Linked DNA regions of Homo sapiens: regions 2, 3, 4, 5, 6 and 7 are each linked to region 1. The links are chromatin loops, found by intact Hi-C in ENCODE. Cell type or tissue: GM12878. All regions are shown on one strand. Links, peaks and the distances in the headings refer to the core of each region. The heading gives the core; the rest is flanking DNA. Region 1 has its middle 9.8 kb from the start of SHCBP1L. Region 2 overlaps NMNAT2 (nicotinamide nucleotide adenylyltransferase 2). Region 3 overlaps NMNAT2 (nicotinamide nucleotide adenylyltransferase 2). Region 4 overlaps SMG7 (SMG7 nonsense mediated mRNA decay factor). Region 5 overlaps NMNAT2 (nicotinamide nucleotide adenylyltransferase 2). Region 6 overlaps LAMC2 (laminin subunit gamma 2). Region 7 overlaps LAMC1 (laminin subunit gamma 1).

Evidence for each region. Peaks named below come from ENCODE experiments on the same cell type or tissue, not always from the same donor. Only the 100,000 strongest peaks of a DNase experiment are listed, where the experiment ranks them.
Region 2: it touches region 1 in a loop (10-fold over the local background); 38 of 110 quality-filtered maps call a loop at or near these places.
Region 3: it touches region 1 in a loop (9-fold over the local background); 24 of 110 quality-filtered maps call a loop at or near these places.
Region 4: it touches region 1 in a loop (2.9-fold over the local background); 9 of 110 quality-filtered maps call a loop at or near these places.
Region 5: it touches region 1 in a loop (5-fold over the local background); 24 of 110 quality-filtered maps call a loop at or near these places.
Region 6: a loop joins it to region 1, with 6 times the contacts of the local background. A loop is called at or near these places in 85 of 110 quality-filtered maps.
Region 7: it touches region 1 in a loop (2.9-fold over the local background); 29 of 110 quality-filtered maps call a loop at or near these places.

What each region holds. Positions count from the first base shown.
Region 1 is chr1:182,960,763-182,965,266 of GRCh38, forward strand. No RefSeq gene overlaps it. Among named protein-coding and RNA genes, the nearest start is that of SHCBP1L, 9.8 kb to the left of the region's middle. RefSeq lists an enhancer at 1,812-2,106. In GM12878, for the core only: a CTCF peak has its summit at 1,911; a DNase peak (open chromatin) is centred at 2,029; H3K4me3 peaks cover 422 bases; H3K27ac peaks cover 413 bases.
Region 2 is chr1:183,316,460-183,320,963 of GRCh38, forward strand. All of the region lies in intron 1 of NMNAT2 (nicotinamide nucleotide adenylyltransferase 2), which reads right to left. Among named protein-coding and RNA genes, the nearest start is that of NMNAT2, 100 kb to the right of the region's middle. In GM12878, for the core only: a CTCF peak has its summit at 2,227 (motif pointing left); a DNase peak (open chromatin) is centred at 2,172.
Region 3 is chr1:183,279,598-183,284,101 of GRCh38, forward strand. It overlaps NMNAT2 (nicotinamide nucleotide adenylyltransferase 2), which reads right to left. Exons shown (of 11, transcript NM_015039.4): 7 at 4,398-4,442. Among named protein-coding and RNA genes, the nearest start is that of LAMC2, 96 kb to the left of the region's middle. RefSeq lists enhancers at 1-663, 2,236-2,295 and a silencer at 1,976-2,025. In GM12878, for the core only: a CTCF peak has its summit at 2,048 (motif pointing right); a DNase peak (open chromatin) is centred at 2,054.
Region 4 is chr1:183,541,163-183,545,666 of GRCh38, forward strand. It overlaps SMG7 (SMG7 nonsense mediated mRNA decay factor), which reads left to right. Exons shown (of 23, transcript NM_001375584.1): 14 at 914-1,340; 15 at 3,191-3,335; 16 at 3,768-4,150. Among named protein-coding and RNA genes, the nearest start is that of NCF2, 47 kb to the right of the region's middle. RefSeq lists a silencer at 2,700-2,749. In GM12878, for the core only: a CTCF peak has its summit at 2,630; a DNase peak (open chromatin) is centred at 2,609.
Region 5 is chr1:183,271,251-183,275,754 of GRCh38, forward strand. All of the region lies in intron 8 of NMNAT2 (nicotinamide nucleotide adenylyltransferase 2), which reads right to left. Among named protein-coding and RNA genes, the nearest start is that of LAMC2, 87 kb to the left of the region's middle. In GM12878, for the core only: no CTCF peak of the experiment used is centred there; no DNase peak of the experiment used is centred there.
Region 6 is chr1:183,226,061-183,230,060 of GRCh38, forward strand. LAMC2 (laminin subunit gamma 2) reads left to right here. Exons shown (of 23, transcript NM_005562.3): 9 at 638-856; 10 at 1,455-1,637; 11 at 2,314-2,559. Among named protein-coding and RNA genes, the nearest start is that of LAMC2, 42 kb to the left of the region's middle. RefSeq lists a silencer at 2,461-2,666. In GM12878, for the core only: a CTCF peak has its summit at 2,100; no DNase peak of the experiment used is centred there.
Region 7 is chr1:183,125,543-183,129,542 of GRCh38, forward strand. LAMC1 (laminin subunit gamma 1) reads left to right here. Exons shown (of 28, transcript NM_002293.4): 15 at 1-8; 16 at 578-720; 17 at 1,684-1,862; 18 at 3,052-3,208. Among named protein-coding and RNA genes, the nearest start is that of LAMC1-AS1, 14 kb to the right of the region's middle. In GM12878, for the core only: no CTCF peak of the experiment used is centred there; no DNase peak of the experiment used is centred there.

The DNA.
Region 1 (4,504 bases), core at 292-4,291:
ATCAACTATGCCATTTTGAATATCTTTGTGCATAAGCTTTTGCTTATATTTCAGATATTCCTCTAGGGGAAGGTGGGATTACTGAGTCAAGATGTAGAAACATTTTAACGCTCTCAGTATTGCCAAGCCGTTTCCCAAAAAGAATGTAATTAATTTCTACTTCTGTTAGCAGATAAAATTCCCAGGTGGGCTGAGTTATGAAAGAGAAGGAAACTATAGGCACCTAAAGCAGGGACAGAATGCGGGGATGGAGTAAGGTAAATATTCTAAGCAGAGAGAGTAGTTAGTGGCTTTATCCAGGGGTAGAAGAACTTGGTCTAGGTAGCTGAATATAGCAGGAGTAGAGGACAATTTGGGACAAAAACTCAGGCTGTAGAGATATGCATAAGCCATGTTACAAAGAGTCACCTAAACTGGCTTTAGGTAAAAAGTTAGGACCAAAATTAAAACAAACTGAAGAATCTCGTTGGCAACACGCTTGAGATTCTGCAGAGGAGAGAGAATAGCTCATTTATTTTACAGATATGTATTGAGCACCTATTCTGTGCTGGCATGGTATTTGGTGCTGGTGCTGAAGACAGACAATAAACATGATTTTTTACGTAAAATTGTCAAGAAAATAAAAACACATATCTACCCCAAAACTTGTACATTCACATCCATAGCAGAATTATTTATAATAGCTATAAAGTGGAAAGAACTTAAATGTCAATCAACTGATAAACAGATAAATAAAATGTGGTATAGCCATACAGTAGAATACTATTTGGCTATTTAAAAAGGAATAAAGTACTGCTGATACATACTACAACATGGATGAACCTTGAAAACATGCTAAATGACAGAAAATGAGGTCACAGAAACCCATATAACATATGATCCCATTTATATAAAATGTCCAGAATAGGCAAATCAATAGAGACAGAAAGTACATTAGTGGTTGCCTAGGGCTGGGGGTTGGGGGTTGCCAGGGAAGAGGGGCAGAGTTTGAAAAGGAATGGGAGCTGACTGCTAATGGGCCCAGGATTTCTTTCTGGGGTGATGAGAATGTACTATAATTGATTGTGATGATGACTGCCCAACTCTGAGAACTGAAACCATTGAATTGTATGCTTAAATGGGTGAACCGTATGGTATGTGAATTATATCTCAATTTTTAGAAATAAAATTTATGGCACATTATGTGACAGTTAGGTGCTATGGAGAATGATAAAAATATGGAGATGGATAGGGCAGAGCAGGGATGAGGACATTTTGGAGAGTAGGCCCGGGATATAATTTTTGTACAGAGCAGAGAGGGAAGGTCTCACCCGTAAGATGATGTTTGAGTAAAGATCTGAAGGAGGTCAAAAGGAAAATCTTGGACTTTGACAGCTGCAAAATAAGGAAAGTTTTTTCCATCACCAAGTCATTCCCAGGGTACAGTTCAGTTATAAAGAACATAGATAAATTAGTAGTAACACAGTTTTAGGAAGTCTTTAATACTAACACATTATTTTCATATTTCCCTATGTAAGAATAAATAAGGCTCACATCAGTCAGAAAACACTAAATAAGTACACTGGGGATTTAGGTATTTTGGAAGTTTTGTATGGTGGAGATTTGGTTTGTATTATTTTGGAGGTGCACACCAGGATGCTGTGAAATGTAATTGTATTTCTTTTTCCTTTTGTTTTCCTCAATTGAAAAAATAAGTATTAATGAACACTTCATTCGGCCATTTATTCACAAATAATTTTTCTCTCTTAGAACACTAATTTTTTTCCTCCTCAACTCTTTGACATTAACTTTGTAAACCACAAAAAAACTAAACAAACAAACAAACAAACACTTTGGAAACAAATACTCAATGGCAGTAAGAAACACAACAGTTCTTTGAAGCCTGTACCTCCTTATTTTGACCAGAGGAGAGCACTAGAGAGCTTTCGGGCTATTGAAGGGCCCCCCCGCAATCCCAAAGGGCTGGGTGGAGCCTGAAGCATTCAGCCAGGCATAGCTTTAAGTCCTGACTCAGAAGACAACAGCACAGCACTTTGCTAAAGGGCAAGCTCGGACACATTTCCGTAACATATAACACTTCTTTCACCTCAGACGTGATGTTCTGCTAAATCTTCAACATTTCATAATGTGTACTAACCCCTTGATACTTGTTTTGTGTTCTGCTTTTGTTTTCAGCTCTTTGGGAGGTAAACAATGATTTTAATTTCATTTTACATAAACCACACAAAAAAGAAAGAATCACCATACATGTTTAAGGGCACATGAACTCCACTAAGGAGAGGCAGTACTGGGTATGGACAAGACACAACCTAAAACTTCCGACTAAAGCTACCCTGGTGAAAAGCCAATGGCCCAAACTTGTCTTAACTATCAGAAGTCTTAGGTTTCAATTTTGATAGGAAAAGACACTAAGAATAACATCAGCTAATTAGCCTACAATTTGAACAGTGTATAAATATCTAATAATGGAGCAGACACTTAAAATGTATAATAACTGGGGTATCAACGGCAGAAGACAACAGACACTCTCAACCACTGTTGATGGAAATAGAAATAGTTAAAATCTTATTGGAAGGCATCTTGTTAAAAAAAAAAAACTTTCAAAATTTTAAGTGTGCATAATTTCAACCCAGCAATTCCATCTCTAGATATAAGTTCCCCCGAAATGCTGCACATGCACACAAAAATTTTATTTATAGTAGTTTTAATAATAATGATAATAGCATTTAGCACTTACTGTGGTAGGTGCAGTTCAAGAACTTTACATACGTTGACTAATTTATCTCTAAAAACAGCCTGGCGATCCCCATTTTATTGATGAGGAAGCTGAGGCAGGGACAGGTTAAGTAACAGCTGTGAAGAGGTGGAGCCAGGATTCGAATGCATGGATCCCAACGCCCCTGCTCTTAACCACTATGCTATGCAATACGAGGATATTTATTGTAGCATTGTTTATAGTGGTGTAAAACTGGAAACAGCCCATGTCTAGCACTAGTGGAATCGTTAAATAACCAATGATGTATTCATATTGTCAAAATGAAGTCAATCTAGGTGCCCTGACTCAGAAAAGGCCCCAAAGGTATACTGTAGAGAAGGGGAGGGAGAGAAGCAATTCTCAGAATAATACGTATCATATGATTCCATTTGTGTTTCTTTTCAATTACACGTTTGTATTTGGACATATATTCAAGCATAGAAAAAGGATGGAAGAACATACAGACACCAAACTGTACCAGTTGTAGTCTTTGAGGAGAGTGGTATTGGGAAGGGGGTGGTTGTAAAAGAGGAATTTCAATTTCATATTTTACCCTATGTAATTCTGTATTACTTGAAAGTTTTAAAATAAAATATATTTACATACTACTTCTGCATCTTTTAAAAAACTGGAACACTCTTTCAAAGACTAAAAAAGGACACACTTGGGCTGGGTACGGTGGCTCACACCTGTAGTCCCAGCACTTTGGGAGGCCGAGGTGGGTGAGCCAAGAGTTTGAGACCAGCCTGGGCAACATGGTGAAACTCCATCTCTACAAATACAAAAGAAATTAGCCAGGTGTGGCAGCGAGTGCCTGTAGTCCCAGCTGCTCGGAAGGCTGAAGCCGGAGGATAGTTTGAGCCCTGGAGGTCAAGGCAGCAGTGAGCCATGACTGCACCACTGCACTCCAGCCTGGGCAACAGAGTGAGACTCTGTCTCAAAATAAAATAAAATAAAATAAAGACATAGTGTAAACATCGAAGGGAATCTTAGCAAACAGTTCAGTCAACTCCTTCATAGTACTAGTGAAGAAACCGCAGTGTTAGGAAGTAAAATGGAGCCTGTATTGTTACGCCTATAACGGCTGCTCTAAGCTAGAGGCTGCCTGCCTGACTCCTGCCCCAGAGCTCTTTTTGTGTTACTACTTTGCCTTCACCTGGGGAAACCTCTAAAAGTGAGTTATGCACTATCTTAATGTGATTTGACAGTTACATTTTATTTCATAGATTCATAGTTATGTGGCCTTTTAAAACGTTTTGGAGGAACATATGTCACTCATTCATTCAACAAATATTTATTAAATAAAATAATTAGATATTACTAATTAGGTGCTAATTGTTATATGCCAGGTTCTGTTCTGGGCCCTGGAAATATAACATTGCTCAAGATATACATAGTTGTCGCCCTCAAGAATTATGGGAAAATGTTCACCACCTAACCACATAGGAAAAAACACACTATGAAGCTGTACGTCCTAAATGAAAATGCACAAAAATGTTAACAGTTATCTCTGGAGTTTTAGGAGATTTTTATGTGGTTCTTTATGTATTTCTATGTTTTCTTTCTTTAGGAAGTTTTCAATTGGCATGTATTTCCTTCATAATGAGAAAAATATATTTTAAAGAATCAAACAGTAGCTCTTTGTGTAAGTTTTGAAACCTGTGGAACTATATGAAAAGAGAAAAGGGTCATTATACCAGGAGAAAGCAAATGTTTCCCTGAAAAGGAAAGGCTTAGACAAGCTCTTCT
Region 2 (4,504 bases), core at 198-4,197, 360 kb after region 1:
TTCTGACCCATTTTCTTTCATGTCTGTGGAGATCAGATGCTGAGTCAAACGGCAGCCCTGGATTTCTTCCTGGGCTGCTGCAGTACCAGCTGCAGAGCCAGGGCTCGCCAGCCCCCCACCAGGCACCTCGGTCCCCTGAGCTGTCCAGGCACGGGGGCCTGAGGGACTGGGCACTTTACTTCCCTCTGGAGGGCAGGCACTGTGTCTCATCCAGCTTGCTGCCTTCCTCAGCTCCTCCCCCACAGCCCTTACCAGGGCTCCTTCTATATTGTTGATACTCAGCAAACATTGATTCATTGGGTAAGTGAACGTAAGCAGAGCTTGCCATAGGGAATATTATTCACTAGGTAAAATGTGTTGGAAATAACCCTTTATCTGATTCCCCTTCTTTCCACTTATAGAAATTGAGGTGTTTTCCTCCGGTCCTGCATTTTGGGACTCTAAGTCAGCATCCTTGGCATGCCTGTGTTCCAGATCTCCATCCCCCATGCCCTCAGCTAGTTGTTACCTAGTAGTCAGACACTACTAATCACTAGACCTGTGCACATTTGATAAATGTTACCTGATCCACATACATTTTAATAAGAGCCCCCAATGTCTCTCCCCAGAAGAATGTCTCTAAAATGGGAATTCCAGTAACCTGTGTCAAAGTGGAGTAGACTCTTCTAAATGGGAACCGTCGGGTCATACCTCAAAAGTGGCAGCCTCAGAGTGGGGTGGGCCTGGCTGGTCAGCCGTTTTATCCCAGAAAGTAGGCTCAGTTTCATCCCCCCGTATTTCAGCCCACATCCTCCAGCATACCCTGAGCCTGACTGATGGATTTTTTCTTTTTCCTTTTTTGAGACAGGGTCTGTCACCCAGGCTGAAGTACAGTGGCTACCTCCTGGCTCAAGTGATCCTGCTGGGCTCAAGCGATCCTCTTGCCTCAGCCTCTCAAGTAGCTGGCATTCAGCCACCATGTTCAGCTAATTTAAAATATTTTTTGTGTGTGTGGAGATGAGGTCTCACCACCATGTTGCCCAGGCTGGTCTGGAACTGCTGGGCTCCAGCTATCCTCCTGCCTGAACCTCCCAAAGTGCTGGGATTATAGGCATGAGCCACCATGCCTGGCCTTGACCCATGGATTTCTATGTACTCTCTTACCCACTCCCTCATCACCTACAATCAAGTCACCTCTTGCCAGTCTTTGGAAGCCGAGAAGACTTTTAGAGTTGACTCTGTTTTCCTCTCATTTTACTGGCCAAGAAGTGAAGGCCCAGAGACTGCCTAAGATAACCCCAAGGGCTGGAAGTGGATTCATGAACCCCCACCCAAGTCTATTAACCCCAGGGCTTTTGACACTAGCAGAGGGAAAGGCTTCTACCCAGATTAATGACAGGGGCTATTCAAAGATTCTTGACCAGTGTCCAAAAGAAAAAAATATTTAAATTAGCATCCACTATGGGCTGGATTCTATGCTGAGCACTAGAGTCACAGGTGGTGCACCCACTGTGAGACACAAATACACAAACAGACAAACACAATACAGTGTTAAAGGAGCTGTAATAGCCAAAACGTCTGAGTGTCTATTATGTTCTGGGCACTGTTCTATAGCCTTCACAAACAGTTATTCTAAGGGCAGAGGTAAGCTCATGGCCCTATGGAAGCTCTGAGTTCCACTGACACAGTGGGAAATTGGGCTTCGACTCCCAGACATCCGGCCTAGGCTAGCGAAGTCTCTGCCTCACCTCCCCAGCAGGCCCTGGGACCCCAGTGACATGGCCTGAGCCCTGGATCCTAAGACCTCCTCTCACTTTTGTGTCACTGGGACTTCTGTGCCCCAGCCTGAAGTCCTCTTGCCTGTCTGCAGGCTACAGTCTGTTAGAGAAAAAGTCCAGGCCAGATGAGGAAATGGGGCTCTGTCTTTGGGATGGGAGGAGAGGGACTGCGGAGGTGATGGCCCACAGGTGGGGAGGAATGACTTGAGTTCTGTGCTCGGAAGTCAGGGCAGCTCTGCAAGATTTTTTCCTGGCCAGTTTTGGATTTCCAAAACCAGAGAGAGATTCATTGTGTTTGCCTTGAGAAAGGAAATCCCCCAAACAGGACGATGGGGGAGGAATTTCTGAGGGCAGAGAGTTTCTAGAACTGAGAAGGGAGGGTTTAGGGAGGCCAGGACAGAATCATTGCACAACCCTGCTCTCCCTGGGAAAAACCCTCAGTCCTTCCTGCCTTGAGCCAGAGGCCACGGGCTCCATCTGCTGAGAGCTTGTAGAGACACACATCAAACAAGTCCCAAACTGCTGACCTCTACTTCTACCTTTGCTGAACTCCCTAAAATCCGATACAGGAGCAGAGGTTTGGGGCCTGGGAGCCTGGGGCAGGAAAGAGCCAAGGGCAAAGAAGTACAAGCCAGCTATGGATTTTTAACATCATTATTTTGTTGTTATTATTTATTGAATCATCACATCAGCTCTATTGGAGGTGGTATCATTAAGCACAATTTATAGATGAGAAGTTAAGGACTTGCTTATAAGGGCAGAAATGGGAATCATATAGGGACTCAGAGCCCCTGCATTCTCCTCATTGCAATGCTACTGTCTTGTGGGGACACAGGCGTGTGCATGCCCCATACCCCCACATACACACTACCTACCACTGTGCTGCAGCAGAAGCTATGCTGAAGTAGAAGTCAAGATTGCTGAGCCCAGTCCTGACTCCACTGGAAACTGGCTGGGGGCTCAGTTGACTCACCCCAAAAAATCTGCTCCGGTTACTTCCATTCTGCCAACATCGAGCACCTACTGTGTACCCGTGCTGAGTGCCAGGAATACAAGAATTTAGAAAATGAAAGTCCTGCCCTGGAGGCATTTACACACCAGTCAGACTTATAAACACCAGAGAATGACTTATAAAAAGATCACTTCAGCACAGTGCCTACATTTCCAAGCAGTTGTAAAGTTTAAGTGAGATGATATATGCCACTGTTTAGAAAACCCAAGAACTGCCCCAATGTTCTCGAGGTTGAGCCAGCTCTCTCAGAGGCAGCAGGAGAGTCACAAGCAGGCTGGGACACTCTTGGTCATCCTTCCCTTCTCAGCAGCGCCTCTGGCCAAGGCCAGGCCTGCCTTCAGCTTCCACTTGCCATGGTGACAGTGCCATCCTTGGTTTCTTCCCTCCTTCCTTTCTTCCTTCTTTCCTTCTTCTCCTCTGCCTCTCTCTCTCTCTTCCCCTCTCTCTTTCTCTCTTCCTTTATTTTTTGGTTTCCACTATTCTATGTGTCCTCAGCAGGGAAACCGGCAGGATATTCCTCCTCCATCTGACAAGAGTCAGAAATTGGGGAACTTCCATAGCTGTGGGGTTGAGAGTGGGATGCAACTTAAGATGACCCTGGGAGGGAGTTTTCCATGATCTGCCGTGTCTTTGAGCATCTGCAGTTCCCATCCTCTCATTCCCGTTTTTCTGGACTTATCTCATTATGGTAGGAAAGTCATTTATTCACCACTATTAACAGCCTCTCCCCTTCTCTGCCCATGGCGGGGAATTCTGGGATAGCTGCTGTCTCTCTGGCTGAACTAGGGTAAAGGGAAAGGAGCGAACTGAGTGAAACCAGACAAGGTGAATTGATTTCCTCTAAAAATTAACTCTGAGTTCCTGATGAAGGAGAAATAAATAGATCCTGAGGATGAGATGAGAGGAGAAACAAGATGAGAATCTTCTGGGCTTAGAGAGAATTGTTAGGAATGAGGAGAGAGGTGATAGTATTTCAGAGGTAGTATATGTGAAATATACAGAGAAAGATAAAGTTTTTGAAGTGCTGCTCTAGTTTGAGTTGAACATCCTTTTGGTATTCTTTGAGAGATTTTGGCAGAGATTAAAATTTCTGGCCAGGCACGGTGGCTCACGCCTGTAATCCCAGCACTTTGGGAGGCCAAGGTGGGCAGATCGCCCTGAGGTCAGGAGTTCAAGACCAGCCTGGCCAACGTGGTGAAACCCCTGTCTCTACTAAAAATACAAAAAATGAGCCAGGTGTGGTGGCGGGTGCCTGTAATGCCAGCTACTCGGGAGGCTGAGGCAGGAGAATCGCTTAAACCCAGGAGGCAGAGGTTGTAGTGAGCCAAGATCAACTGCACTCCAGCCTGGGCGACAGAGCGAGACTCCATCTCAAGAATAAATAAAATTTCTTTGTGAATTACTTTTTGGATACCTGACAGTTGTTTCTCTGAGTACATCATGATGTTAGGACTGGGTCACGAGACAGCTATGTTTTACCTGGGTTACACCAACATTCACAGAAGTTGATCTAAAGTCATCTGTCCTAACCTCTTCATTTTACAGATAAAGAAACTAGGAGCCAAGCAGGTCACAGTTCTTTGTTTCTTTCCTTACCAAACAGTGGAACTGCCTCTGTCCTGCTGTTGCCAAAAGGGAAGTAGGGGAGATTGGTGAACAGAAGAGAAGAAAGAGAGAGAAGTCATCCCTTTTTATTTCTTTCACTGGCAAATTTGATTTCTCAGCCACTTTGGCA
Region 3 (4,504 bases), core at 216-4,215, 320 kb after region 1:
CCTGCCTTAGACCCTGTGGCTAGTTCTGGGACCTGACGAAGGCTTTCAGGTGGTAAGCTGTCCCCTGCTGTGGAATGAGTCTCTAGGTGGGACTCCTGAAGCAGGGGGGAGGCTACTGGGCCAATGGTGGGCAATGCCAGCATCTCATGGTCCCAGGGTCAGGGCAGCCTTCCCACGTAAGGGAGCCCCACTGAGGACTGGATTGTAACTATGAAATATTCCTGCATCCTGTCTTCTCTCCTCTCTAACATACCTTAGTCTAATGATCTGTTTGTGTGCAGGGATTTTCCTTTATCTTTACAGCCCCAGGGTCTGGCAGAGTCACTGGCATACAGTAGGTGCTCAGGCATGTTGAATGGGTAAGGCAACAGATGAGCTGACAACAGAGATCCTGCAGGCTGCCTTCCGGGCAATCTGGGAGGGCTGTGGTGACTATCGTGGCCTCTGCTCTTGCAGCATGGGGTCACTGGGGAGAATGTTTGCCTGAGTCAGTGGCGCCTCTGCGTTGCGCCATAGGATTTCTGGCCCAACTCCCCAACTGTGGAGAGGAACCACACTTGGTATTGCTGACAGGAGCCAGACTAGGCTTATTTCTCGGATTCTGTTGTTCCTCAGGCCCACTTGGAGCCACCCAGGGTTCTAGGTCAGTTCTCTGTTGAAAGGGCACGTCTCTGTAATTCTGACTGCCTATAAGTTCAGTTAGATCAAGCTTGTCCAACCCAAGGCACATAGGCCACATGTGGCCCAGGGTGGCTTTGAATGCAGTCTAACATAAATTCGTAAACTTCCTTTTTTTTTTCTTTTTTTGGAGATAGAATCTCCCTCTGTCACCCAAGCTGGAGTGCAGTGACACGATCTTGGCTCACTGCAACCTCCGCCTTTCAGGTTCAAGCAATTCTCTTGCCTCAGCCTCCCAAGTAGCTGGGATTACAGGTGCCTGCCACCACACCTGGCTAATTTTTGTATTTTTAGTAGAGAGGGGGTTTCACCATGTTGGCCAGGCAGTTCTCAAACTCCTGACCTCAAGTGATCTGCCCACCGTGGCCTCCCAAAGTGCTGGAATTACAGGCATGAGCCACTACACTCGGCATGTAAACTTTCTTAAAACATTATGAGATTTTTTTTTGGCGACTTTTTTTCTTTTTTTTTGCTCATCAGCTATTGTTAGTGTTAGTGTATTTTTTTTTTTTTTTTTTTTTTTTTTGAGATGGAGTTTCGCTCTTGTTGCCCAGGCTGGAGTGCAATGGCGTGATCTCCGGCTCACCGCAACCTCCGCCTCCTGGGTTCAAGCAATTCTCCTGCCTCAGCCTCCTGAGCAGCTGGGATTACAGACATGTGCCACCACACCCGGCTAATTTTGTATTTTTAGTAGAGATGGGGTTTCTCCATGTTGGTCAGGGTGGTCTTGAACTCCCAACCTCAGGTGACCCGCCAGCCTCGGCCTCCCAAAGTGCTGGGATTATAGGCTTGAGTCACCGCGCCCAGCCTAGTGTTAGTGTATTTTATGTGTGGTCCAAGATAATTCTTCCTCTTCCAATGTTGCCCAGGGAAGCCAAAAGATTGGACAGCCCTGAATTAGATGGTCATGTCAACAGGGAATGTGCTGGCCCTCAGCTTTCTCTCATCACTGGTTCTCAACTGAGGGCAATTTTGCAATTGCCAGGGGACATTGGGCAATGTCTGGACATTTTTGGATGTCAGGACTGGAGGGAGAGGGTGGCATGCTACTGGCATCTAGTGGGTGGAGGCTAGGAGTGCTGCTAAACATCCTACAATGCACAGGGAAGCCCCCCTCCCCAACACATCTGTTCCCAAATGTCAATTAGTGCCAAGGTTAAAAATCCCTGCTTACAGCCATGAAAATAAATCTCTTTCCTATTCCCAAGCCAGGGACACACTATCCCAACCAAATATAATATGGGACTTTTATGTTTTAAGCCAAAGCACAAAGAGTTCAAGAGTACGGTCTCTGCCACCCTTTCTTGCAGGACCAGTGCAAACATTTAAGTCAGACAAGCGGCCCCAGCAGGGCTTGAGATCCCACATATGGCCACTGGAGGGCAGCAGTGACTTCTCCCAGTTTGTCCTATGAGGCTAAGGCAAGTTTCCAGCCCAACAGCCTGTGGTCTAGGGCAGCCCTGGAGGAGCAGTCAGCTGTTAGGAGCATGTAAATAGGGTCAACAGACGCTAATGGAGCTAGGAGAAAATGGCTTTTCCTCCTCATTTAGTGTGGAAGGAAATATTAAAAAAGGGGACACGTGAGCCCCAGCGCCTCACACAGCGCAGGAGTCGGGAGGCAGCGAGCTCCCTTCCAGCTCCTCTGGGCTAGCCTCCTTCCCCAGGTCACGCTGATCCAGGGCCACGAGCCAGAATGCACACTCTCTGTCCACACTCCCCTCCCAGGAATCCGGGCTATGTGAAGCCCGGGCCCTGCAGCCCATCCCAGTTTCCACTGCATGCAGCCACCACCTGGACCATGCCAGGACCTGAGCCCAATCTGACAGCTGTGGCTGCTGAGCTGTCCTTTCTCGGAACCTAAGTGTTCTCCATTCTCTACCCCACACTGTCCTTTCTCCATCACATGCAGGTAGACCCTCCCTCTCAGCGAGCACAGGGGATGTGGAAGGGGACAGGCAGAGCCTCAGGGAAGCCAGAGGTGAGAGGTCACTCCCCAGCAGCATTTTTGGTCCCTGGCGGCTGGCTCACCATAACTCCAGAACTGCTATGGAGCAAGAAGAGTAAGCAGAGGCCCCTGCCCCTCCCGAGGTAGCCGTGAGCTAATGGAAGTGAACACAGCAGTACGCTGTGCAATACTGATCACCACTGTCCTCTCCTGGAGGGGACTCCTTGAGTCAGGATGAGGAGTGCCTGATCCACCTGCCCCAGGCGCTAGGAAGGCAAGCAAGGCCATGGCTCAAGCTTGCCACAATACATCTCTGGACTAAGGAAAGAGAAATACACTGGAATACAATGAGAAGTCCTAAGGCTGAGCTCTGCTGGCCAAGGAGACTGCGTGGGAAGGCAGCAGGTGGTGACCAGGCTGGAACTGCAGGGAAGTGGAGTGCAGGAGCTTTCAGCCCAGCCCAGGCACCTTCCCTCCCATCCTTGCCTGTTGGGTGTTCTGGGTCTGGAGAACCTAGAGCCAAATGCTCCTGCCTGTTTTGGGGAGCAACCAGGAAGGCGGGTGCTCCTTCCTGTGGCCTTCAGAGAGTGACTTGCTGGTCAATAAAGGATATTAAAATTAGTAAAATAATCAAGAAGTGAGGAGTTTTGAGTATTCATTCCTTTTGTTTTTAATTAAATTTAATTTTAAGTTAATATAACTTAATTTTTAGTAATGGCTCTATTTAAAACTGGTTCACAAAATTCCTGAAAACTTTACAAATGGTTGTAGGAAACCACCTGAGCCAATTCAGGGACACCACTGCACCTCAGATGAGAGGATGAGACCCAGAGAAGCCCCTTGAAATGACATCACATCTGCCGGGTCTGTGTGAACCAAGTGCTCAGGACAAACCCTGCCTCTCAGGATTGCAGTGGGAGCCCTGACTTCCAGTCCTTGGACAGAAAAGTACCAGGAAGGGATGCTTGGAGGATCTTTTCAGCTGGAAGTTGAAGATTGAGGGTGTGGACACCAGGCTGCCTTGCCCTAGAGCTCCAGGCATTCCTGATGTCACTGACCCTTCTTGTCCCCTGGTACCTGTGCCAGCTCCAGCTCTATTCTGGTGTCTCCCTGCCCTTTCCCCAGCTTCAGACACCTGCGTCTCCCACCATTCTGAAACCCTGGGAAGATTTCAGTGTTCCTATCTGCTTCTCAATTTGCTTGTAGGGGTCATCAACTTCTTCCCACCCTGACAGCTGTGTAACCGCCCTCCACCGGCTCGGGCCTGCCCTGGCCTGCTCTGGTATTGGGTTGGGCAGGCAGCCCTCACACAGACAGTGAAGTGCCTTAGCCTCTGCCCAAGGCTGCAAGGGAGGTGTGGAGGTGGCTTTCAGTCCCCTCTCTGTTTCTTCATCTACAAGCACTGAATGAGGAAGGCCGGGGTGCTCTTCTGCCTCATTTGTGTGCAGTGTCTGTGCCCAAAAGAAGGGTCTTTCCAGCTGGTGCCAAAGCTCAACTTTCATGTTTTTTAGAGGAGGGAGTGGAGGCTCTGAAGGAAAAATCACCAAATGATCCAGTCCTATCTCTTGGGAGTTGGCTGGAGTCCAGTTAAGAGATGTTAAAGGGAGCTAACTACGAATGCAATCTTAGCCTGGGAACGATCCCTCTTCCGAGAGGAGACCCTGCTGCAAAACAGTCCCTGGGTTTTCAAGCCTCTCTGCTCCCCATGTTGCCTGTCGTGAAGGCAGGGAGCTCCAAATGTCCCCATTTTCCGCACTTTCGCAGTCCCACTCACCAATCTCTTCATACCGCATCACCGTGCCCAGATTGGCATTCTCATCTAAGGAGGAAAGAAGGAAGGTAGGGCATTAGGGAACAGGCTTCCTGGTACCCAACACACAG
Region 4 (4,504 bases), core at 253-4,252, 580 kb after region 1:
CGCACACGCGCGCGCACACACACACATCTCATATGTTACGTATTTTAGGCTTTGGTATAAATATTGTCAATCATGAACTCTTAAATCGACATGTTGGTAGCACAACATCTAATTATAACCCTAGTGAGTAAGTATACTCTTTATTTAGAATCTCTGTTCTCCCTATTGTGTATTACAGAGGTCTTTCTTGTTTATCGTGAGTTTCTGCTCTAATTTATAAATATCTCTGTAAATCTAACTGAACTGTACTTTCACAGTCATGGTAATTTGTATTGGCCTGGGCATGGTAGTCAGTTTCAGGCAGGACAGACCAAGATCGTGCTAGTAGCCAGTTAAGTACAAAGCAGATGTGGTCGTTAGTGTAGGGAAAAGAACGCAGGTTTTGTAATTCCATTGGTTTGAGTTCCGTTTCGAGTTCCGCAGCTTCTCAAGTGGGTGTCCTTGGGATCTCCCCAGTAGATTATAACCTTTCCAAAGTCACTAACTACTTCCTCATTTTTGTATTCAGGTTTCTGTCATACAGTAGGTAGTTAAATGCTTCCATGTTTGAATGAACTTACCACCTCCAAGCTTCAATTTTCACATCTATAGAATAGGAATTATATATAGCTACCTTATAGGACATATCAAGGGCCCTAGACCAGTGTCTTGCACTTGAAGCATGCTCAGAAAATGTAAATTCTAGCAAACGTTGAAAGAGCCAGAGGGATAGGTTGTGACGATGTTAAGTGTGATAATGAGAACCTCAGTTTCTACATAACTACTTTTTGTGTTACCTGAATCCACATTGTTATATCCTGCTGTTTTCATGGTTATTAGTGCTAGGAATATATTGACTTGGATCCACACACAATTCAGTTGTTATTTTTTAAGTTAATGTTTTTTATATATGGATTTATTTTTGCTTTTTTAGGCTGATTCAGTGTGAAAATGAGGTAGGGAAATTGTTGTTTATCACAGAAATCCCAGAATTAATACTGGAAGACCCCAGTGAAGCCAAAGAGAACCTCATTCTGCAAGAAACATCTGTGATAGAGTCGCTGGCTGCAGATGGGAGCCCAGGGCTAAAATCAGTGCTATCTACAAGCCGAAATTTAAGCAACAACTGTGACACAGGAGAGAAGCCAGTGGTTACCTTCAAAGAAAACATTAAGACACGAGAAGTGAACAGAGACCAAGGAAGAAGTTTTCCTCCCAAAGAGGTGAGAAGGGACTATAGCAAAGGAATAACTGTAACTAAGAATGATGGAAAGAAGGACAACAACAAGAGGAAAACTGAAACCAAGAAATGCACCTTAGAAAAGTTACAGGAAACAGGAAAGCAGAATGTGGCAGTGCAGGTAAGCTGTATTTGAACTATAAAGCAGGTAGAGGAAGGCTCACACAAAAGGCAAGATTTTTCATTTTGTTCTAAAGCCATGAGAATTGGCCGTCCTGGAAGTTTAAATGCATTATTTAATTGCATAGTAAGGTTATATAAAGAGCTGTGATAGATGGTTACTTTTTCAATTCTTGGGAATTGTGAGTGAAAAAAAAATCTCAGCCTGATTTGACACTTTCGTCAGTCTTCACCAATTTAAGCAGTTTGAAAGGATTAGTTGCAGAGTTGTCAGTTTCACACAGGATTATATTTTATTTAGAAGATATAACTACCATTTGTCAATGCTATAGTGGAGATTTGGGGTCTTCTGTAGATCCAGTAGAACCAAGAGTATATTAAGGCTTATGCAGTTTTTTTTTTTAGATTCACTATAATATATATATATGTGTGTGTGTGTGTGTGTGTGTGTGTGTGTGTGTGTGTGTGTATTTTTTTTCTTGGAAAAATATGAGACTTTTTTATTGACAATTATACTTGTCCCGGCTATTGGTATTAATATCACTTTAATCTTATCCTGGATCCTGGGAATTTATAAAGGAAGAACCCAGGTTTCTTGCTGGGAAAAGATAAGCACTGCTCAGTTATTTGTGACTTTCTTTTTATTAATATATTTTCCCAAATAGAAAAGATGGTTTCATGTAAACAGAAAAGGGCCTTTATTCTGTGATGGTTTTATTAATACTATTAATGTTTGAATAAATACTTAAGCAGCCATGTGAGTTGTTAACACATTTTAGCAAATGTATGTGTTTGCATGAGAAACTTTACATTGTTGAAGGCTGCTTACAAATAAATAGTACCTTTGAAGTATTTCTCTAATTTTTTTGAGAAAGAGAAATAAGAAAATAATAGTTCCATTTTAACATTATAGCAAGGAGAGAAACAGAAAGACAAGGTAGAAATTAAGACATAGGGGAGAGAGAGAGATGCTAGGGAAAGGCAAGAAAAAAAAAAATGAACTAGAAAGCCAAAGGATCCGAGTTTTAGAGATAATGAGTCCAGCATTTTCTGTTTACCTTTCCTCCATTCTCTGTAACTGCTCACAATAAGGTCCAGACTGAAAATACAATCTCCTTTTTTGGTTTCTCATCCATCTCAAATCACCTATAAATGATTAAAGAAAGAAAGAGTAAACATATCACCACACTCTGTACCTCGTCCTGGGTTTTCTATAAATGCTACTCATGTTCCCTCATTTTGCTCAACTTTGAGCAGTGCATATGACATCTACTCTCTGGCTCCATCTATAGGATCTCAGGGCCTGTTCCTTACTGCTGAAAGTATCCTTATTTATTCTGAAGGGTGGTAAAGTTGCAGGGTGGAAGGTGGATGCCTGACTGCACATATGGCTACCCAGATGAAATCAAACTGAGGGCCAAAATAACTCACCTATGGGTTAATAGTCATTATTAGTTCATAATTCATGTATGTCGTTTAATGAATTAGAGTATAGAGAACCCTGGGCCCCAGAACAAGCAACTTAAAGTCATAGACAAGTTTTTTTCAACTTGTTAGCATCAGGCATCTCATTTGTAAAACAAATGGGCTCTAAGGTCCTTTACATTTTTGGATTTTTGTGATCATGGGAAAGCAAAATAATTAGTAAAACTAAGATAGTAAAATTATCTTTTATTGGCTATTAAATAATTTGCTTTGATTTTCCATTTTTAACTTAGGTGAATTTAAATATCTTCAGCATGTACTTTTTGATCTAATGAGGTTTTAAATACTTTCTTAGGAGTAGGGTCTTCTTTCTAGCACATTTGAGTTTCAATTTATTATAGATAGTTTTGCTTCTATTGGTTACAGGTAAAATCCCAGACAGAACTAAGAAAGACTCCAGTGTCTGAAGCCAGAAAAACACCTGTAACTCAAACCCCAACTCAAGCAAGTAACTCCCAGTTCATCCCCATTCATCACCCTGGAGCCTTCCCTCCTCTTCCCAGCAGGCCAGGTAAATATGTTTTGTAATTTCTTCTACTTAATCTTTTCTGTGCAAGAATTTCTATTCAGTCACTGAGAAATGTGTTTTCTGTTGGAGTAATGTTACTAAGCCATAAAAAGTTCTATTTTCCCTAATACTTATAAAATTATTTTTGAACTGTTTGTGTGTAGTGTACATACAAGTGCATGTTTGTTATTATGAAGGAAATCCTATCACTAAATACAGAAGCTACTCACAGAACACTGATTACTTCAGTGGATAGAGGAAAAATATCAAGTCTATTTTTAGTTCTTCAAATCAAGTTAAAGATTGACAACATGACTAATCTCTTTTGTGATGTGTTAGAAGACTCCCTCTACCTACCTGTTAAAAAAAAAATGACTTTTTTTGCAATTTTTTGCTGTTTCCTTAAAACTAAAGCTGTGTTCTTCTGTTTTGAAGGGTTTCCGCCCCCAACATATGTTATCCCCCCGCCTGTGGCATTTTCTATGGGCTCAGGTTACACCTTCCCAGCTGGTGTTTCTGTCCCAGGAACCTTTCTTCAGCCTACAGCTCACTCTCCAGCAGGAAACCAGGTGCAAGCTGGGAAACAGTCCCACATTCCTTACAGCCAGCAACGGCCCTCTGGACCAGGGCCAATGAACCAGGGACCTCAACAATCACAGCCACCTTCCCAGCAACCCCTTACATCTTTACCAGCTCAGCCAACAGCACAGTCTACAAGCCAGCTGCAGGTTCAAGCTCTAACTCAGCAACAACAATCCCCTACAAAAGCTGTGCCGGCTTTGGGGAAAAGCCCGCCTCACCACTCTGGATTCCAGCAGGTAAGTTACAGTTGTGTGTACTATCCAGCTGAATGAAATAAGGGGAAATGCTGAAAGATTCAATGTTAGAAATGCTCATTAAACTTTGACATACTTCTTGCTTAGATTTATAGTGATTATGGGAAAACAAAAGTATTGTCTCTACTGTTTATGAAAGTTCAAATGTTTTCCTTACTCTTGTAAAGGATAAAATACTAGATCTTAAGTACCATTCTTGGCTGCTACTAAGTGTCCATTTTATTGAAAATGGATTTTCTGCAAATAATTCTCCTATAGGAACATAAACTACTAGGGAAATAGAATCACAGTCTTGATGAGGTGCTAAGACAGATGTGACACCAATCTTAAATGTTG
Region 5 (4,504 bases), core at 218-4,217, 310 kb after region 1:
CAAAAGTTAATACCTTCCCAAATAAATACCAGGATCCACCTATTTCAACCAACCAGAACCATCTCCCCAAAGGTCTTGTTCCCCCCACCGAATCTTTTATATCCTCTTCCCTCCTTAAAAAGCTCTTCTCTTTCCACCTACTTAACCCAGTCCTGCTCACAATTCAAAGCCCAGCTCAAGGGCCACCCCCTCCCACAGAAAGCAAAGTGCACGGTCAGGTACTTTGTCTACTTTGTTTTCTCACATGGCTGGGTGCTCAATAAATATTTTAAAATAAGTGAATAACGGCCAACATTTATGGAATGTTTACTAGGTTCAGGAACTCTTCTAAACTTTTCACATGTTATAGTTAATATAGTATAAAGAAATATTATAATGAAAAGTAAGATACTTTTAGACTGCAAGTGCCTCAAGGATAAATACATGCTACGTTTATCCTGGGCACTTAATAAGCATTTGTTGAAAGATTGATTGAAGAAAGGAATGCTTGAATCAGAATTATTTTTTTCTTTTTTTTTTGAGATGGTGTTTCACTCTTGTCACCCAGGTTGGAGTGCAGTGGCGCTCTCTCGGCTCCCTGCAACCTGCACCTCCCGGGTTCAAGCAATTCTCCTGCCTCAGCCTCCTGAGTAGCTGGGATTACAGGAGCCTGCCACCACGCCTAGGTAATTTTTGTATTTGTAGTAGAGATGGGGTTTCACCATGTTGGCCAGGCTGGTTTTGAACTCCTGACCTTAGGTGATCCACCTGCCTCAGCTTCCCAAAATGCTGGGATTGCAAGCATGAGCCACCACACCTGGCCTTGAATCAGAATTAATTTGCCTGCTGGGCACAGTGATGGACAAAGCAGCTGGCAGCATCGGATCCCTACACAACGGGTTTTGTTTTGGGGAGAGGAGTGAGTGCAAATGCCTTCTGCTTCACAAATCTGCCCATGGTTGACCCTGTAGCCTCTGGCCTTGGCTTCCCACAGTCCCTGATCCATGCCTGGATGCCTGCATTGATGCTGGTGTCAGGATGCAGCAAAGCAAAGGAGCAGGTCTCCTGGGAGAGACTAGTTCTCCAATAAAGAACTCGGGAATGCAGTGGGGTGGCAGGAGCTGGGTTCTGATCTCCGAGGCTGGTCCAGAAGTCTGGATCTTGATTTCCCATACAGCCACTCTGTTCTATTACACTTGAGAGAAACTCGATGACTATGTATGGAATTTTTTCTCCATGGAATGTAAGGGGAAGGGTGTGTCACTGGTCAGAGAGGGTCAGAATTTGCTGTGGGCTAATGGATCTTTGTGCCTAATGGGAAATGCCACAAGGGATGTGTTTGGGGTGGGGATGGGGTCATCCCATTAGTCATATAATTAGATTTCTGGATGGAGAGCTTTGGTTCAAGAATCCAAAGTGAAAGAAAGAGCAAAACTGACTCAGTAGAGAGTGTGTGTTGGTGCTGGAGGAGGCCTTGTCAGTCCTGCTGTCCAACAGACGGTCTCAGCCGGTTCCAGCCTGGCTGGAGGCCGGGCTGCTCCACAGCCCCTTCAGGCTTTCTCCCCAGACCCATTTGAACCAGTGGCATCCCTCCTGCCTTGTTTCTGAAGATATTTGGAGAAGATATGAGAGGCTGGAGTGCGGGGCCGGGGCCTAGGACATTTCCTAGAAAAAGCTTTGATCTCCCTCCTGCCCTTCTGTCCCCAGTCATGGGCAGTGTTAAATCAAGTTTAGCCTAAAGCTGCCTCCCTGCATATTTTAAGTTCGGCCTAAAGATTTCTCTGTGTACATGGTGAACTATAACAAGTGGAGGTGTAAACAGGCTTTAGCTTACATTTGTGCCAATTACCAAGTTTTGGCCAATCAATGTAGCCAGCTGTTCGAACTGTGTTCAAATAAGACTGTTTCTGTACTTCACTTCCATTTTCTGTACATCACCTTCCTTTTTCTGTCCATAAAACTTCTACCACATGGCTGCGCTGGAGTCTGAGAGCCTACTCTGGCATGGGATGCCGCCTGATTCGTGAATTGTTCATTGCTCAATTAAACTCTTTTAAATGTAATTCAGCTGAAGTTATTCTTTTAACAGCAGATTTCAGGGTTTTGGCCTCATGGTCTCCAAGCAAAGTCTGTGGTCAACAAGTATCACTCGGGGCACCCGATAATAAAGAGAAATGTGCTCTGAGAAAGGGATGAATGAATGGGCAAACGAATGAAACCTGAAACAGAAGCAGGTCTCACATATCTCGCTTCCAGGAGTCTCATGGTTAGGAACTGAAATTCCTAAAATGGGCGTTTCCAGGCAAACCCCAGATGGTAGAACTTGCTAGTACAATAAGCAGGGCTCATTCTGTATCCACTCCTGAAAGATGTTCCTTTTCCAGACCTTGAGATCCAACCTTCCCCAAATAAGAGCAGTGGACTAATTCACTGAGGTGCTAAGTAATTTTGTGCTGCCTACACCCTCCTCTGCCAGCTCTATTTTTCTTTCTTTCTCTTTCTTTCTTTCTTTTTCTCTCTTTTTTCCCTCCCTTCCTTCCTTCCTCTTTCTTTCTTTCTTCCTCTCTCTCTTTCTCTCTTTCTTTCCTTTCTTTTCCCTCCCTCCCTCCCTCCCTTCCTTCCTTCCTTCCTTCCTTCCTTCCTTCCTTCCTTCCTTCCTTCCTTCCTTCCCTTCCTCCCTCCCTCCCTTCTTTCTTGCTTTTTTGCTTTTTGGAGTCTTGTCACTCAGGCTAGAGTGCAGTGGCACAATCTTGGCTCACTGCAACCTCTATCTCCTGGGTTCATGCAATTCCCCTGCCTCAGCCACCGGAGTAGCTGGGATTACAGGCATGCACCACCACGCCTGGGTGATTTTTGTACTTTTAGTAGAGATGGGGTTTTACCATGTTGGCCAGGCTTGTCTCAAACTCCTGACCTCAAGTGATCCACCCACTTCAGACTCCCAAAGCACTGGGATTACAGGTGTGAGCCACTGCGCCTGGCTGGCCAGCTCTATTTCTAGCAGACAGCCAGATCTTTTACAGGAGGAATTTGCAGGACAAAACCAGAATGCTCTGAAGTCAATAACTTTATTTATTTATTTGTTATTTATTTATTTATTTAGACAGAATCTTGCTCTGTCACCCAGGCTGGAGTGCAATGGCACGATCTCTGCTCACTGCAATCTCTGCCTCCCGGGTTCAAGCGATTCTCCTGTCTTAGCCTCCCAAGTAGCTGGGATTACAGGTGCCCGCCACCATGCCCGGCTAATTTTTTGTATTTTTAGTAGAGATGGGGTTTCACCATGTTGCCCAGGGTGGTCTCGAACTCTTGACCTCAGGTGATCCACCTGCCTCAGCCTCCCAAAGTGCTGGGATTACAGGCGTGAGTCACCACGCCTGGCCTGAAGTCAATGCCTTTAAACTCATTGAAGAAATTTTGAACCTAGTGCAGTGGCTCAGGTTTGTAATCCTAGCACTTTGGGAGGCGGAGGTGGGAGGATCATTTGGGCTCAGGAGTTCGAGACCAGCCTGGGCAACATAGTGAGACCTTGTCTCTAAAAAAAAAAAAAAGAAAAAAAAGACATTTCATTAGATGTCCTGAAGCGGGGAGAGAAAATAGGGAAGATGACTTGGGGATAGAAAGAACAAAGAACAGGTTCTGCTGCCCTCCCACCAACTTTCCCTACAATAGGAAGATGCTAGAGGTCTGTGGAGCCCACTCCTCCTCTCTCCTGGGCAGCACACTAGGGGCAAAACCTCAGAGGAGAACGGGCCTGGTGATCACAATGGGGCCCAGCACGAGGCCTCCAGACTCAGCCAGGAGTTCCTGCCCCAGGTGGGTGTGGAGCAGGGCACCTTTGACTTCAAGGGACCACAAAGGCTTGGACAGGGAAGATGTCTGTGGTGACCATGGTGAACTGAGATTGAAGTCCTGTCCTCATGTTCGGGGTGTGCAAGAGCCTTTCAGGTCTGCTAATTAATAATGGCTGAGACTAAAATTACCCTGTGGGATAGGGATTTGGAGTGGAATGTTAATTTGATTTAAATACATTAACATGATATTTCCGGCACACCTCTGTCATAGACTGAGATTCACACTCATTATGTGAGGAAACAGCTTCTTGAAATTTTTCCCTGTCTCAGACTCAATGATTCTAAGGACCTCGCAGATCAGCTGTGGGTTGAGGCAGGGGACTGAGCAGTTGGCTGGCAGGGTGGGGAAGCAGGTCTGCTCCAGGCTCTAGAAAGCCCTCTGAAGCAAGCTTGGGAGTCTGCTTCACCCAAATCCTTCTGCTGCCTCTGCAGGGGACTGGATTTCTCACCACCCTGGGCAAACTAGATGTGGGGTCCCTGCTGGCCTGGGACGTGGTACTCTCTGAGCATAGCTAGGATGGGTGTCCTGGGACTCCAGGATGGCTAACCCAGGACTGAGGGAGATCCCAGGATATGAGCATTTCCGTATTTTATTTATTTTATTTTTTAGACAGAGTCTTGCTCTGTCACCCAGGCTGGAGTGCAATGGCGTGATCTCAGCTCACTGCAAT
Region 6 (4,000 bases), core at 1-4,000, 270 kb after region 1:
TTATTCCTTGAGCAGCTTTTCCTTTTGAGATTATACTCCATGCTAGCCTGTCTGAGTCATCATGTATTCTATTAATTCCTTTTTTTTTTTTTTTTGAATTTCACATGTTGGGTCCTCCTAATCTCAACTGGAATTATTTAACAAGAGTTCCTTAAGCTTTTCTGCACTCACTCACCTAAAAAGGAAGCGTGGCTAGCATGCACCATTTCCATGTCACTGATGCAGTAAATAAAGTCGGAAGCAGAAAGGTGTAACAATGTATTGACTCTTACTGTATGCCAGATAGATTATAATATATGAATTATCTAATTTAATTTTCACAACGGACATAAGAGATAAATACCACCGTTACTTCTTGTCTATAGTTGATGAAACACAGTCATGGAGAGGCTAAGTGACTTGCCCAATTTACACAGCTAGTGAGGGTGGATTCAGAATTTAAGCCCTGGGTTTTCTGACCCCAGAGCCTGTGTGCTCAGTCACAGTGGGAGACTGCCATACCTCTCTACATGGCATGATATATGAACACCACCTGTCTTTGTTAGGGAGTTAAGAAAAATAAAATCCCAAGAGAGATCTGACTTGAGATCTTTAGACTGTACCACTTGCAACTTCTAACCTGTTCTCTCGATTGCAGGTACTGGGTACATTGACAATGTGACCCTGATTTCAGCCCGCCCTGTCTCTGGAGCCCCAGCACCCTGGGTTGAACAGTGTATATGTCCTGTTGGGTACAAGGGGCAATTCTGCCAGGATTGTGCTTCTGGCTACAAGAGAGATTCAGCGAGACTGGGGCCTTTTGGCACCTGTATTCCTTGTAACTGTCAAGGGGGAGGGGCCTGTGATCCAGACACAGGTGAGTGAAATGACACCTGGACCAGGTGGCTGGGGTGTCATGTGGAAGAGAGAGAGCTGTGTAAGAAAGACCATGGCTGAACTCACATCAGAGGTGGGAAAGGATTAAGGAGAGCAGAGCTGGAGTCAGGGAAGATGGACATGGTGCCTTATTACACTCAATCCTCTTCACTGTGGAAATGCCACAAAGTTGTGAGAAAGGTGCCAGGTTACAGGAAATGGTCGTCATGGTTCAGTGCTGGGTAGAAGAGTTGGTGTCGAGTTCCAAGAATTGTGTGGGGAGATCAAAGACAAGTCCGGGTCTAAATGAATGTGCCGACAAATGGTGTCAGGCCACAGAGAACATGGGGAACAGTGTTAAGTTATGGATAGTAAAAGAAGTGAGTGTCTACTTTGCATAGGGGAGTGAGGGTGAGATTCAGGGTCTTGGCCATGTTTAGATTTGGTTCTATGGGAGGGGTGAATGCCAGTGCTCAGGCACTTTGGGGAAGGCTTCAGAAAGGAAGGCTTTGACATTCTACACTCTGACCCATGTTGAAGGAAATGTATTGTCTGACCCTGCTCACTTCTCTGCCCCTCCACTCTTCTCCTACCCCCAGGAGATTGTTATTCAGGGGATGAGAATCCTGACATTGAGTGTGCTGACTGCCCAATTGGTTTCTACAACGATCCGCACGACCCCCGCAGCTGCAAGCCATGTCCCTGTCATAACGGGTTCAGCTGCTCAGTGATGCCGGAGACGGAGGAGGTGGTGTGCAATAACTGCCCTCCCGGGGTCACCGGTAAGGCCATGGGTCTGCTCTGCCACCTGCCTCTTCCTGTCCTGATGCCATGAATGTGTGCAAATAGCTTCCATTCCGAGGAATTCCTAGGAAATTATAATGACTTCGGGTTCACCCAAATGTGCTCACTCTAAAGATAATATCTTAAAGATAAGATATTGCAATGCCCAAGAGGTGAAGTGGATTAAGCAAGAGCAGAGTGCAATTATGGGAGAAAACACCTAAAGCTGTTTTGAGAGGTTTGTCATTAGAAGATGACATTTTCAGACCAAGCACATGGTTTGTTTCTTAATGAACTAAGATAACGAGGGAAAACTTAGTGACTTCTTAAATGTCACATCCTTCTGCTGGTCAATCTGAAAGAAGAATGGATTCTTCAGCAGCAGTTTTGGGGGTATTGCTCAAAACCTTACTACTTCTGTGGAGCTGCCTGCTTTTTCCCAGCCAGCTAGTTAAGCCTCCTAGTGGCGCTACTGTGTTCTGCAACCTGCAGTGGGCATGGAGAGAGAGGGCCAGCCCTGCCTTGCATGCCTGCTCCTGAGGGCTTTGTTCTGGGGTCCCTAGGGAAGCACATTTCTCTGGCTCTTCTAGAGGGTGACTCGCAACTTTAGGCCTCTGCGTCTGGTCTTCCTCCTGATGGATGTCGACCTAGGCTTGGTCATTTGTTCCTTCCCAGGTGCCCGCTGTGAGCTCTGTGCTGATGGCTACTTTGGGGACCCCTTTGGTGAACATGGCCCAGTGAGGCCTTGTCAGCCCTGTCAATGCAACAACAATGTGGACCCCAGTGCCTCTGGGAATTGTGACCGGCTGACAGGCAGGTGTTTGAAGTGTATCCACAACACAGCCGGCATCTACTGCGACCAGTGCAAAGCAGGCTACTTCGGGGACCCATTGGCTCCCAACCCAGCAGACAAGTGTCGAGGTAGGACTCCACCCCAGGCAGGCTGTGTCTGTGCGTGCCTGTGTACGTATGCACTTGCTTGCCATCTAAGCAGGGACAATGGCAGTTCATATCATGATGTTACTTTGATTCTCTGACCAAACTGGCCTGTGAGCACCCTGGGCCTTTCTTCCTCTGTCAAAGGCCTTAAGACAGGTTTACCCTGTAGCCAGGCTCTGGAAGACAGAGCTGGGTTAAAGCTGGGTGGGAGAAGTGAAAAAGGTCAGGTTTACATTCCTACGCGGAAAAGGATGTAACACGGGGCCACATCCTATGCCCAATCCCAAGGCAGGGAGGCAGGGAAGTGGCTGCCAAACCTGTTGTAGGAGAGTAATAAATGACTTGAGAGTAAGCCTAAGCAAACTCAAGTGGGAAGGGGAGTGGGCTGTAAAATAGTTTAAGAGACTCTCTCAGGAAGTCAGCGTAATTGATGTGTAGAAAGGTAACAGTCAACAGTTCTCCTAACAAGACAGCTTCAAAGCAGCAGCTATAGTGGAGCATTCCTGAGGCCTGCTGCAGATCAAAGCATGAATGTGCAGACTGGTCCTCTTGCCCAGCGTTTCTTTCAAATCTTTGCACATGTTATATTTTAGAGGCAAGTTCAGTTCTAGAGGAGCTGGCCTGCCCCACAGACTCACCCCTCAGTCCCAGGCTGACCTTGGTGCCCAGAACTCAGGAGTTTGTTTACCCTAACTTTGTTTATAAAGTCCAGAATGGGGCCGGGAATGGTGGCTCACACCTGCAGTCCCAGCACTTTGGGAAGCTGAGGTGGGTGGATCACCTGAGGTTGTGAGTTCAAGACCAGCCTGGCCAACATGGTGAAACCCCATCTCTACTAAAAATACAAATATTAGCTGGACGTGGTGGTGGGTGCCTGTAATCCCAGCTACTCAGGAGGCCGAGGCACAAGAATCTCTTGAACCCAGGAGGCAGAGGTTGCAGTGAGCCGAGATCATGTCACTGCACTCCAGCCGGGCAACAGCGCAAGACTCCATCTCAAAAAAAAAAAAAAAAAAAGTCCAGAGCCACTCTGGACACCCAGGTTGGAAGACTCTTGGTTCCTCATGAAGACCCAGAGGTTTGCATGGAGCTCACAGCCTCCCACTCACACCAGAGTCTCCACCTTGAAGTGCTTGAGGACCTCTGCAACCTGAGGCTTCTACTTAGTGGTACAAATCCCTTCAGGAATTCTAGGCCAGACCAGCCCAGACCCCAAACTCTGGGTTAGCTGTGATATGCTAGAAAGCACCTTATGAGAGGAAAAGCCCATATGACACCAACAGGACTGAGTTCAAGTCCAGTTTTGTAACATACCTATTATATTATGCTAATTATGCCAATTAATCCCTCTAAGCCTCAGTTTCCTTATATGTGTGATTAATATTTAACTCGAAGTGGTGGATACAAGAAAGCACACTATAAA
Region 7 (4,000 bases), core at 1-4,000, 160 kb after region 1:
TGTGAGAGGTGAGACATAGGTGCCTTTGGTGAAAGTAATCTTTGCTTTTTCTGTTATAAAAAATGAATTTTTATAAGTACATTTAATAATTGACTGTTCAGAAATTACTGGAGCGCCTAATGTAGGCAAGGCATCCTTCAGGGGCAGTGCTGGAGAATTGTAATAAAGCTAATGAAAGAAAGGAGTGGAGCACAGTGGCCCCAGCTGTGCCAGAATCACCTGAGCAACCTTTTAAAAGCACAAATTGCCGGGTCCTTTCTGAGGCACTTAGAATCAGACCCTTCAGGGTTGCAGCCTGGGAACTTCTGTTTTCAAAGCTGCTACTTAGTGTCCATACAGTCCCAGGCTGGAGAGCACTGGTAGCAGTTAAGTTAGGAAAAGAGGTTCTGAATAGCACTCATGAAAATTACTTGAACCTTAGGGGCTTAATAACCCTTAACATTCCATCTTAGTAACCCTTACCATTCAGTTTTCTGATACAAGTTACAAATTACATCAGTGCTATACTAAAAAAAAAAAAAAGTTGTGCTTAAAGTCTGTTTTTCTTGCCTGAGAAATGTCCTGTGTTCATTTTCAGGTGTGACTGCCATGCCTTGGGCTCCACCAATGGGCAGTGTGACATCCGCACCGGCCAGTGTGAGTGCCAGCCCGGCATCACTGGTCAGCACTGTGAGCGCTGTGAGGTCAACCACTTTGGGTTTGGACCTGAAGGCTGCAAACGTAAGGGGTGTTGGTGGCATACAACTCTAAGCTTCCACTAATTCCAGTTAGTGTCTTAAGGCCAGAAAGGACTTTGACAGCCTCAGTCTAGCCACTTGACTCATAGTCAGGGCTGTACCTAAGTCATCGTAGATGCTTTATTTGAAGAATATTATCCATTTCTAAAACTCTGCAGATCAAAGCCTTCTCTGGTTTCTTTGTATGTTTTCTTTTACAACGTTTCTGATGCTTCCTTTTTCCAATCTTTTATTTTTTCCAAGGAAGTCTTCCTTTGATTACTGAGCTTTCCCACTGTGGTTCATGAAACTTCTTTATTGATTGCATTCTTAGTGCAGATAATGAAATAGTGGAGGATTCTGTTCACAACATGTTTGTTGACTTGCTGTAGTTGCTTCCCACCCTTGGGGCCCTTTTGGTATGATTACGTGTAAACATCTGCTTCTCCTTGGCATAAACACTTGCCTGGAATTGGGCCTCAGAACAGATTGGCTTTTGCTTTCTGAATTCCTTCATTTCTCCTGTGGAATGTAGCATAAGTAATTGACTCAGTTCAGAGAACACAGTGAATAAACAAACTATAAGATAATGCAAAAGAAGCATTAGCATTTGGGTTTTCTAGTTCCTTAGAGAAATATTAAACAGTGGAGAATTGAAGGTAGAGATGAATCCTTGAAGTGCATGAAACGAGCACTGATAGTTTCATAACTTCTCTAATTGCTAAGTAACCTGAAGTGTGTCCCAAAGGTTGCACGTTTTACTTTAAAGCTCATTTTGACTTTTAAAAATGTCAGTTTTCTCTGCTAAACAGACTTAGCCATTTAAGATCTCATAAATAGTCCTGTTTTTCAAAAAAATTATGACAGTATAGTCAGCTTATAGTCAGCTTATTGTTATCAGTCTGAATTAAGAGATATACTCTTCCTTCTTTTGCTAATTATGTATTATTTTCTCCTTATTCTGCAGCCTGTGACTGTCATCCTGAGGGATCTCTTTCACTTCAGTGCAAAGATGATGGTCGCTGTGAATGCAGAGAAGGCTTTGTGGGAAATCGCTGTGACCAGTGTGAAGAAAACTATTTCTACAATCGGTCTTGGCCTGGCTGCCAGGAATGTCCAGCTTGTTACCGGCTGGTAAAGGATAAGGTAAGCTGTCAATAGTGCATTCATTCATTCATCCAGCAGACGTTGAGTGGCAACTTACTGTGCACTAATCTCTATAGAAAAAGTGGTGAACAAGGTAGATGTGGTCCCTGTTCTTAAAGACTTATGTTCCAGTTGGGAGGCAAATAATAAAAAATAAATAAATAAACAAAACAAACACTGAGATAAGTGCCAGGAAGAATACAAATGGAGAATAACTGGGGGAAACTACTTTATGTAAGGCCTCTCTACAGAATTCATCTAAGGTGAGATCTGATGGATACAAAGGAATGAGCCGAGTGAAAAGTAATGGTAGGTTTGTTCCAGGCAGAAGGAACCTGGTATACAGAGGCCTGAAAGCTGGAGAGTGGCTGGAGCCTGCTGAGTGCAGAGGGTGTGTTCTGTTTTTTAAGACGGGAGAGGTTGGTACGGACAGGTTATATGGGAACATGATGACCATAGTAAGAAGTTTAGATTTTATCCCAAATCCAATAAGAATGCATTGAAGAAACTCTTAAAATCTGGGAAATCCAGATTATATTTTAAGAGGAGCACTCTTGACTGATGTGTGAAGAATGATGGTTAGGAATGGGGCTTAATGGGAAGCCTCAATTGGATTGGATAAATATGCGTGTTTGGGGACAGGATAGGAAAAGAGAAGAATAAGGATGTGTCTTGGGTTTTTTGCTTAAGGTAGCTGGAGGCCTTATTTACTGAGATGGAGATTCCTCAGAGAGAATAGAGGTAAGAGGTATAATTTTGGATGTTAAGTTTGAGATACCTATCAGAGAGCTGAGTGGAGGTATCACGAAGGTAATCTGACACTCAAGGGAGAGGTCAGAGCTTAAGACTCATCAGCATACAGTCTTTAAAGTCAAAGGAACAGCTCTGAAGGTTTTTTTTGAAGCTGGAAAAATAAACTAGCCACGTCTTCTCTTCAGAAGTAGACATGCATGGAGTGGATAGAACTACATATTCATGCAGCACACCAACATGGCACATGTATACATATGTAACAAACCTGCATGTTGTGCACATGTATCCTAAAACTTAAAGTATAATAATAATTAAAAAAAAAAAAAAAGAACTACATATTCATGGAGTGCCCATGATTCCTGCAGGAAGTGTGATTGAGTTCTTCAGGAATACTTGTGTGTCCTACCTTTCCCTTTTCTTTCTTCTTTATGTTTAGGTTGCTGATCATAGAGTGAAGCTCCAGGAATTAGAGAGTCTCATAGCAAACCTTGGAACTGGGGATGAGATGGTGACAGATCAAGCCTTCGAGGATAGACTAAAGGAAGCAGAGAGGGAAGTTATGGACCTCCTTCGTGAGGCCCAGGATGTCAAAGGTACGCATGATTGAACAGTGCATGACTTCTGTGAGATGGACCAATCTTTAGATGTGGCTCCTAAAGCAAGGTTAGTATAGTTTTATAAAATTCTTTCTCAGTTTTTAAACTACTCATAGATTATAAATCATTTCATTTTTTAAACACTAATTCAAAAAGCAACCTGACAAATTTACTGCTTTAAGCTACAGTAAGCATAGGGTGATTTTCCAACAAATAAAAAACTATTCGATATTCAAATTTCAAGCATTTTATGAATCTGTTCTATTACAAGGTGTCTTAAAATATTAAAATAGTTTTAAAAATCATTAAAGGCATGCGTCTTCATAAGCTTTTTTTTTTTTTTTTTTTTTTTGAGCCACAATCACTCTGTTGCCCAGGCTGGAGTGCAGTGGCGCGATCTTGGCTCACTGCAACCTCCACCTCCTGGGTTCAAGTGATTCTCCTGCCTCAGCCTCCCAAGTACCTGGGACTACAGGCACATGCCCACCATGCCCGGGGTAATTTTTTTGTATTTTGAGTAGAGATGGCGGTTCACCGTGTTAGCCAGGATGGTCTCGATCTCCTGACCTCGTGATTTGCCCACCTCAGCCTCCCAAAGTGCTGGGATTACAGGCTTGAGCCACTGCGCCCAGCCAAAAAATTTTTACATTATCAAATAATTGAGTAACCTTCCAAGCAGGACCACCATATATAGTTAGGCAAGAGTTTGTAGAATGTCACCTCTGCACATACATTTGGTAGCCAAGTTCCAAGTTGGTTTTTTCCAAACCTGTATTCATCTTCATTGGT